Linked DNA regions of Homo sapiens: region 2 is linked to region 1. A link is a contact called in ENCODE Hi-C or POLR2A ChIA-PET data. All regions are on one chromosome and are shown on one strand. Each heading gives the region's core, a stretch centred on a gene start or an enhancer-like site at or near the end of the contact. The rest is flanking DNA. Distances are from core to core; before and after follow the strand shown. Region 1 overlaps CASK (calcium/calmodulin dependent serine protein kinase). Region 2 holds the start of CASK (calcium/calmodulin dependent serine protein kinase).

Region 1 (4,851 bases), core at 1,717-4,216:
AGAAAATAAAAGGCATATATGCAGATATTGCAACTGATTGCTCTACAGGTGCTATAAATTAATGTGCCTAAATGCTAAAGGATAGTTTTAAAAATAAACACATAAGAACATGCAATAATAAACACATAAGAACTCTTGTTAGGAAATTTCAAGTTAAAATCAAAACATTCTGGCCAGATGAGAAGATATATCTTCTTTCAAAGACTTAGCTACCTGCCAGAGATAAAAGCACTACATATATCATGTTGTCTAATCCATCCTTCTAGTTGGCTGATACAGATAGAAATGCCTTAGTAACTTTTTAAAAGCCGTAATAGGTATGCTGTAGCGTTATCTTTGACACCAGGCATATATACCCACAATCAGGAGACATATGTTAGAAGCTGTGATATTAACAGCTTTCTTTCTTGCTATTACTAATCCATAATGGCCACCATCTGGGCTGATTTAGAGATTTGTACACACAAAAACAGAAGTTTCAAAATATATTGCATACTCTCCCGTACAAATTTATCTGTAAAGAGCTACCTACAATGATACTAGATTTTGCCAATCTGGAAATGCCAATTTCTGAGGAAAATGGTCAAGAATTAACAGCTGTATCAAAACATAAAAACAAAATACTATACAACCTTCAAAATCAGCCACATGGAAGAGAAATCAGAGGGCAAATTCTTCATCATAGGTACATCCCAAACTAAGTTTTCATAGGTTTTTCCCCTCTAGCTTCTAAGAGGCATTTATCTTTCTTTTAGGCTAGTTGAGTCCACACACACACACACACACACACACACACACACACACACACACACAGTGTCAAATTCCAACCCAAATACTCAAATATTGAGTATTTCTGAAGTCTTTATCTGCTACCTAAGCAAATAAAACTGGGTATGATACATCTCTATTATTTCCAAGAAAAAGGCACTTAAATATTCTAGACATGTCCTAGACATAGAGTGAAATGTTAAAACAATGTATGAGGTTGAAGAATCACCTTGGATTTAAAAAGGGCAGTAAGCAACACAGTGTGCATGAGTAGAAGGGAGTAACTGAAATCAGGACCATTTTACTCTTTTCAGTAAATCATAAGACTTTTTTCTTTTAATGTATCAGGCACAGCAGGCTCAGCCAACATTGAATTAAAAGTTTAACAATCTTTTTAAGACCTATACAAAGCAATGATGTCTTTCTAATTACTCTAAGCCACTACTCTGAAGGCACCACCAATAAAATCATATCTATTAAAACCATCAATACAGATGCCACTTTTCCTCAGCTAATTCTAGGTGAAGAAACGTGACTCTTAAAAAAAAAAATCCATCACTACCACCATGACCAACAAAAAACCCCAAACAGTAACAATATCATCTATAGTCATACTCTTCTGAGAAATGTCAATACTTCTTGAACTTCACAGAAAACACCACAACCTTCAATGTCTTCTTTCTCCATTTCATTTTCTCTTCTATTCTGGAATTTAAAAATAACATAAAAGAAAACCCTGACACAAGGATCCCAGTTTAGCCATCTGCCAATAGATCATAAGGCCTTCTGAAGTTTTAGGCTACATAGCAGCCACAGGTAGCTCCAGATGGTCTAAAAAACTTGGGGACACTGGCTGCATGTGCTCTGCCTACGCTTTCTAGTAAGAATCCCCAATATCCTACAACTGGGAGGAGAAAAGAGGCCTTGGAATTAGTACTTTCCAGAGCAAGAGAAGAAAACTACTTTAAGAAACTAAGGCCCTCCAGCTGAAACAAATCTCCCATATTGGTTGGTTGGTGGTTGGTGATTCATTTATTTTTTTTTTATTTCTGAGATTTTGATGCACCCATCACCCAAGCAGTGTACACTGTACCCAATGTGTTTTATTCCTCACCCCCTCCCACACTTTCCCTTGAGTCCCCAAAGTCCAATATATCATTCTTATGCCTTTGCATTCTCATACCTTAGCTCCCACTTATGAGAACATACAATGTTTGGTTTTCCATTCCTGAGTTACTTCACTTAGAATAGCAGTCTCCAATTCCATCAAGGTTGCTGCAAATGCCATTATTTCATTCCTTTTTATGGCTGAGTAGTATTCCATTATATATATATGTATGTATATATATGTGTATATATGTGTGTGTATATATGTATATGTATGTGAATATATGTATATATATACGTATATATGTATATGTATGTGAATATATGTATATATATACATATATATGTATATGTATGTGTATATATGTATATATACATGTATGTGTATATATATGTATATATACATGTATATGTATATATGTATGTATATATATGTGTGTGTGTATATATACGCAAACACACCCCACATTTTCTTTATCCACTCATTGATTGATGGGCATTTGGGCTAGTTCCATATTTTTGCAATTGCAAATTGTGCTGCTATAAACGTGTGTGCAAGTATCTTTTTCGTATAATGACTTCTTTTCCTTTGGGTAGATACCTAGTAGTGGGACTGCTGGATCAAACGGTAGATCTACTTTTAGTTCTGACCTTCCTCTCCCAAGACCCAGACCCATTCAACCTCTATTCCAATTGTTGAGAACTAGAAATGACATTTTTCATCTGTCCCTTTGAAGAATGCAGTTGCTATCCTGGAAAAAAAAAAAAAGGCACGTTATCTGAGGGTGGAAAATCTATTTAGATGTTAAGGAATCACCATACTGTTTTCCATAGTGGTTGTACTAATTTACATTCCCACCAACAGTGTAAGAGTGTTCCCTTTTCACCAAATCCATGCCAACATCTTTTTTTTTTTATTTTTTGATTTATGGCCATTCTTGCAGGAGTGAGGTGGTATTGCATTGTGGTTTTGATTTGCATTTCCCTGATCATTAGTGATGTTGAGCATTTTTTCATATGCTTGCTGGCCATTTGTATTTCTTCTTTGGAGAATTGTCTATTCATGTCCTTAGTCCACTTTTTGATGGTGACTGGTTATTTTAATGCAATGCTGGTGAGTCAGTATGAAGTGACTCATAATACAAATAAATGTTGGGAAGAGTAAATAGAACCTATCAACACCAAACAATATTTTGAAAGTAACATTTATACAGTGGTCATTTAAAGATAAAATGTTTTAAAACTTAAAACCAGCATAAACACCACTGTATAATAAAATTTTCCACTGGTAACATTTGCTTCATAGCAGCTTCTTAATATTAATCTCATATTTTTCATACAGTACTTCAAGGCCATTCATAGCCTTAAAGAGTATTATGCCTAATATTTCACTAATTGACCTAATGCTATGGCCCAGGAAAAAGCAATGATTGCACTGAGAGAAGTTGACTTATTCAAAAGACTGAGGGAATGATCATAAATAATTTCCCAGTAGAGACTGGCAAAATCGGTGGGGAAAAACATGCTTTCAAGTTTGACAGCTCTGTAGAACTTTGCATAATTACTTCCTTGTTGGCATACCTTTTATTAATAAACAATAGCTTATTAACTATTTAGGTTTATTCAAATGCTTAATAAACTACTTTACCTCACTATAATTCATCAAATAGAGCCCAAGTACCCTTCAAATTTTCATTTTGGAAAGGGCCTGCATTCTAAAGAGGGTTCATTGTACTATATCCTCTTCCTACTAGCTCTGTTATTATCCAATTTCTCAGTTATCTTTTTCTCCTTATCATGTGAATGTGCATGCGTGTGTGTGTGTGTGTGTGTGTATGTGTGTGTGTGTTTTAAATTCCACTCTATGCTCTGCCTGCCCTTCCCCAACCCCAAGGACCATACTGACCTTCCACTCCCAAGACCCAGACCCATTCAACCCCTATTCTAATTGTTGAAAACTAGAAATTACATTTTTGATCTTTGCCTTTGAAGAATGCACTGGCTATGCTGGGGAAAAAAAAAACAGCACATTATTTGAAGGTGGAAAATCTATTTAGATGCTTACATCCTTACTTCTTACTAAAAAACAAAATAAATTTCAGATGAACTAAAGAGTTAAATGTATGAATCAAAAGAAAGACAGAAAAATGTAGGTGAATTTTCACATAACTCTCAAGAAGGGAAGGACTTTCTAAGCATGGAAACAATCACAACAAAGAAAAAGACTGATTAGATTTTGACCATGGTAGAAGCACTCTTAATTGACCCCACTTAACAAATTTCACAGACTGATCCATTCTCCATTCCCTCTGTAGAAACCTAATGAATGCCTGCTGCATGCTGACTGCTCAATGCTGACAGGGTACTGTGTAGTACATATGAGCCCATGAACCCCACAAATTAAGTTGTCTACATACCAAGAGCTATTTGTATTTGTTCCTAAATGTGTACCTCTTTATGTTGGTTGTGTAGGTGTTACTATAATTTCTTTTTTTTTTTTTTTGAGACAGTCTCAGTCTGTCACTCAGGCTGGAGTGCAGTGATGCAACCTTGGCTCACTGCAACCTCTGCCTCCCAGGTTCAAGTGACTCTCATGCCTCAGCCTCCCAAGTAGCTGGTATTACAGGTGCGTGCCACCACACCCAGCTATTTTTTTTTAATTTTTAGTAGAGATGGAATTTTGCCATGTTGGTCAAGCTGGTCTCGAACTCCTGACCTCAAGCGATCTGCCCACCTCGGCCTCCCAAAGTACTGGGATTACAAGTGTTAGGCACTGCATCCGGCCTATAATTCTTAATTATATGTTACATATATGTTACAGCAATTGAATGTGACTACAAAAGAGAAGAACTGGCTTCAAAGACCAGATAAAGGAGATACTGAATTAAATGTGGGTGACAAAACTGCAAAAGACTGGGTGGGGGGGCGGGGGGAGCAAGGATCTATAAAATATCCAAAAGGATTTTGCACTCAGAT
Region 2 (4,453 bases), core at 256-2,755, 34 kb after region 1:
ATTGTGCACTTGGAGTACTGTTTGACAAGAATGAAAAGGAAACTATTCAAAATAGATTTAAGGAATGGACAATTAGATGAGGAACTGCAGATTTAATTCTCAATCAGCACTGTGATTAATCTGATTCCCTGCTTTTCCCCAGCGTAATTATACAACACAGATGAAAGGATGAGCATTTGGACTGTCAGTTCTATATTCTAGACCAGCCCGGTGACTCAAAGCAGACGGCTCTACCACGCTAACCACCATCCCAACAACAGTCGAGGGGAGTCTCGAGCACTGATTGAACAGTCATTGCATAACAAGGCATTAAAAATTCGAATGCCCCCAACTCTTTCCACGTTCGTGTACACCAGGAGGGAATTTGCTGAAACTGAAAGCACCCCGTCTTAAATGACCCCCTCCAATCCGAGCATGGGGTGTACACAAAGGCATCTGTCTAATATCCCGCACAATAGACACACACCCCACAATTAAAACCCTGGACTCTCTCACCACACAAGCAAAGGAAATGCAAGCTGCTCTGTTTCAAAAATGGTCTATGGTACATGCAAGGTAACAATAACCCCAACTGAAGCAACTATAAAATCGGCTGTGCCACGTCCCTGTGCAACCGTCAGATAAAATGCAGGCAGCCGGCCCCACGCCTTACGGGGTGGCCAACCTCGGCTCGGTGGCCTCAATGGACCGCTGAGAACCCCCAGGCCCCCGCCTGGCAGGAGCTCCAGGTACACGTCTATAAATACTCCAGGATGAGAAGGACGAGAGGGGAAGAGGGGAAGGAGGGAGGGCAGGGGGCAGGCCCCGAGCGGGTGCGGGAAGACCGGGGCATCACTGAAATGCATTTTTCCACACTCCCGCTCCCTCGCGTGGAGACTCACTTTCCGATCACCTCGCACAGCTCGTACACATCCTCGAACAGCACGTCGTCGTCGGCCATGGTCCGGAGGGGATAGCGGCCGCAGCGTGGAGGGCTTCGAAAACGGGGGTGGGGGCGCCCAAGAGCTCAGTGCCCAGCCCCGGGATCGCCTCCTCCCCTCAGGACCCGCGAGCCCTCGGTGCCGAGGACGCTCGAGTGGGGCCGCGAGGCCCAGAGACTGCGGCGCCTTCCTCTGCAGGCGACCGCCCCGGCGCGGGCGGCGGGGCCGGGGCGCGGGAGCGAGGGCGGCCCGGGCCCGGCGCCGCCCGCCCGCCCGCTGCTTCTCGCGCTGCTCGGGCCGCGCTGCCCGGCGTGCGGATCCTCGGGGACCGCGCGGCGTCGCGCTCTCCGCTCGTCAGCCCGCGCGGGCCGCGAGGCCGCGACCGCTCCCTCTGTCCGAGGCCGGCTCCGTCGCGTCGCGGAGCAGCTCGGGCTACAGAGGGGGCCGCGGCAGGACCATGGAGCGAGGATCGCCGCGGAGGGAGGTGGCGGCGGCGGCGGATCGGCGCTGGGGACCAGGAGGCGGCGGCAGAGACGCTCCCTCCTCTTTCTCCTCCTCCCGCAGCCGCCACCGCCCGCCCGGGAGTGGGAGGGGGCTTCGCGGGACCGGCGCTCTGTGCGGGCGGGAGCCGCGGCCGCCGCCTTCTGCTCCGCCCCTACGCCTCAGCAGCCGACCGGCTCGCCAGCCCCGCTCACCCGCCTCGCGCAGACACGCCCTCCTCCCCCGTCGGCGGCGCGGCTTCCAGAACCACAGGCTCCGCCCACTCCAACCGGTCGGGAGGCGGTGGCCCAGGGAAAGGGGAGCGGGCCGAGCGGCGCATGCGCGGGGCGCCGGCCGCGTCACGGCGAACGGGCGGGCACCGGGATTCTAGAGGGCGCGGGGGGTTGAGTGGGGCGCGCCGGCTGCAGCTGCCGAGGCGGGGCTGGTTGGGGTCGTCGCCTCCGCGCCTAGCCGCGACCAAGCCGCGAAAGGGGCTGGAGACAAAAGGTCCACGGCTGCACGCTCGTTGTCCGGCAAGAGGCACGAAACTCTGGCCGCTCCCCTTTCCTTCTTTTGTAATCGCAGGGAGCCTTTCCCAGTTTTTTGCTGGGAAAAGAGGCAGGGAAAGGGTGCTAATGAATGAGAAAGCTAAAAGAGAGGTGGAGAGAGGTTGTCACTGAATCCGTGCTTGGCAGCGGATGCTTTTAGTGCTACCCTGTCATTCCTTAATGAAGATGAGGGCTGGGGGTAAGGGGAGGTCGTCCAAGAAAAGGACTAAACAAAAACTGCCTAGGAAGGTGTGCGACAGCAAACGGTCATCTATAGAGACAGCTTCTCCCACGTTCTGCCCCAAACTCAACAAATATCTATCCAGCGCCTACCCTCACTAGAGACCAACCTAGAGAGAAGCTAGGAAGGCAGGGACAAACCGTGACTTTAAGCTCATTTGTATATTGTCCTCAAACTCCCAGGACCTACTCTGCTCTCTATACTCCCTATAAATGTTAGACTTGTCAGGAACAGAATGCAACTAGAGGGAGTGCAGGCACAGGAGCAGCCAGGGAGTGAGGTTCTGGGTGTTGCCGCTGTGCTAGGTTGCATTCAATATGAAGATTTCTGTTCAACTGAGCATGTGCGGAATGAGCCAGCGCCATCAGACAGGTATATGCCTCAGTTGAAGACCAATAGTGTCTTTGTTCCTCCGCACAGCAAAAGTGCCCAATTAGTTCATAAGTCAGTTTCCAGAAATCGTCTGGTAAATTTCTCAGTGCAGTATTTTTTTTAAAAAAAGTATTTATTAATACCAAAGTGGAGGGGGTGATGTGGAGACTCACAGCCTATTTTCTCTTCAGAAACGTTTCGTGCAAACCCTTGACCACTCCCTCAAAAGGCTGAGAGATTTGCCTGCTAAGGATTTGGGTACTAAACCTTTTTTTTTTTTTTAAATGCAGATCAGAGGACAAGTGTAATTGCACACGGTTTTCCTCCTTTCTCAAAGAGCTTGTGCATTCTCTAGAGACGGGGGCTTCAGAACTTGAGAAACATTGCCTCCTTTAAGGGTCCAAGAGTTACTCACCACAAGTTGGCATGTCCAGCTCATGTCTAATGAATAAGGCGTCACTCCATTCTGCCCTGAAGTGCACAGGGACCCTCTCAAGTCACCTTGTCAGCTTCACTTCTTTTCCCCAGCCCAAGACTGAGCTATACCAAGCCTTGTCGACTTCATTTTGGGGTTTGTTGTCTTCTACAGGGACCTATGCTCAGAGGTAGAAAAGGACAATCATAAAGTAAAACAGAAAAGAAAGTGCAGGTGAAAAAAAGAGAGACAGACGATTGCAAAAATAAGTAAGTGCTCTGCTCATAGGATCACAGTTGGTTTGGATCTGGAAAGAGACTCCCTCACTTACAGATGGAAGAATGTGGTGGTTGCTCTCCCAAAAGCCATCCCACCCCTCTCCCCCACCATGGGGTAGCAGCTCTGGACTTGAGGTGAGATTGTAACCATCTTTACTGGAGAGGTGGGCTCTGATTAATTAAACTAACACATGCAGCCCCCTTGCCACAGCGATAAGCCTAATTTAATCAGCTCTTGGCACTCCCTGGTCACAAGCTTTGAGTGGTTTGAGGTCTGCCAATCAGCACAAAGCTGAGGACTTTTTCTCCTGATCTGTACTTAGATCTCCCAGTTCCCAGTGTAATATTTAGTCATATAGAAATTCTCTGCAATACACATCCCTCAGAAGTTGTACCATGTATGATGGTTAGAAGTAGATCCTCTCTGCTTCGGGGACTAAAATAAGCAAACCTTTTAAATTAATTTTTCTCTGGGTGTCTTCCAAAAATCCAATACTGTTCCAACAAATAAGCCCATGTATTAGTGAGTCAGGTGTCAATAATTTGGTTCTGTTTTCGTTTCCACAAAGAAAATGTTAAAGTAAGTGCATCTATTAGATTGTGTTCAGATGTTAGCAACTGAATATTCAACTAACAGTGGTTTAAACAAATGCAAGGGGGCGGGGTGCTCTTTTCCATGTAGCAAGGAGATGTGTGGTTATTAACATTGATCAGCTATTCAAGTGCGTCATCAGTGACCTAGGTTTATTCGTTCCACTCTGCCATTCTTGTAATGTTAGCATCTCATCCTCAGGCTTGTTGCCTCATCATTATGAGATGGCTGCTGCAATTTCAGACATTAAAGGGAGGAAGCAGGAGGGCAGTAAGGACAGGAGAGGCCTTTCTGCTCCGTCTCTCATCTATTAGGGAAAGAAAATATCTTTTTCTCATCTCACGGGCCAGGACAGAGTCACAGGCAGCAACACTTACCTGCAAGGGAAGCTGGGGACACGGATATTTGTCTTCTCCTGCCTCCTCTTGGGAGGTAGACAAGGGAGAAGTAGGGGGAAAATGGGCTTTGGTAGCAGGCTGGAGTGCAGTGGCACGATCTTGGCTCACTGTAACCTCCACCTCCTGGGTTCAAGCGATTCTTCCACCTCAGCCTCCCAAGTAGCTGGGATTACAGGCACCTGACACCATGCCCAGCTAATTTTTGTATT

The links. Hi-C counts contacts between places; a loop is a spot of excess contacts on that map. ChIA-PET counts read pairs that join two places held with the same protein, here RNA polymerase II (POLR2A). Pooled maps may share reads with other maps.
Region 2: a loop to region 1 is called in a pooled map, with 2.9 times the contacts of the local background. The contact joins the promoter of CASK here to the enhancer-like site in region 1. A Hi-C loop is called at or near these places in 3 of 168 maps with a recorded cell type or tissue (CD4-positive, alpha-beta T cell, Calu3 and HepG2), 3 of 37 single-sample maps with no recorded cell type and 6 of 50 pooled maps. POLR2A ChIA-PET finds 5 or more read pairs at or near these places in 4 of 52 experiments (CD4-positive, alpha-beta T cell, GM12878, T-cell and 1 more).

The regions. Positions count from the first base shown.
Region 1 is chrX:41,886,530-41,891,380 of GRCh38, forward strand. The region is part of intron 1 of CASK (calcium/calmodulin dependent serine protein kinase); the gene reads right to left. Among named protein-coding and RNA genes, the nearest start is that of CASK, 35 kb to the right of the region's middle. Within about 2 kb of position 2,967, at least 2 of the 41 ENCODE cell types and tissues checked have a DNase peak (open chromatin) inside an H3K27ac peak, as active enhancers do.
Region 2 is chrX:41,922,049-41,926,501 of GRCh38, forward strand. It overlaps CASK (calcium/calmodulin dependent serine protein kinase), which reads right to left and starts at 1,506. Exons shown (of 27, transcript NM_001367721.1): 1 at 882-1,506. The coding sequence starts at 940. RefSeq lists silencers at 961-1,010, 1,281-1,860.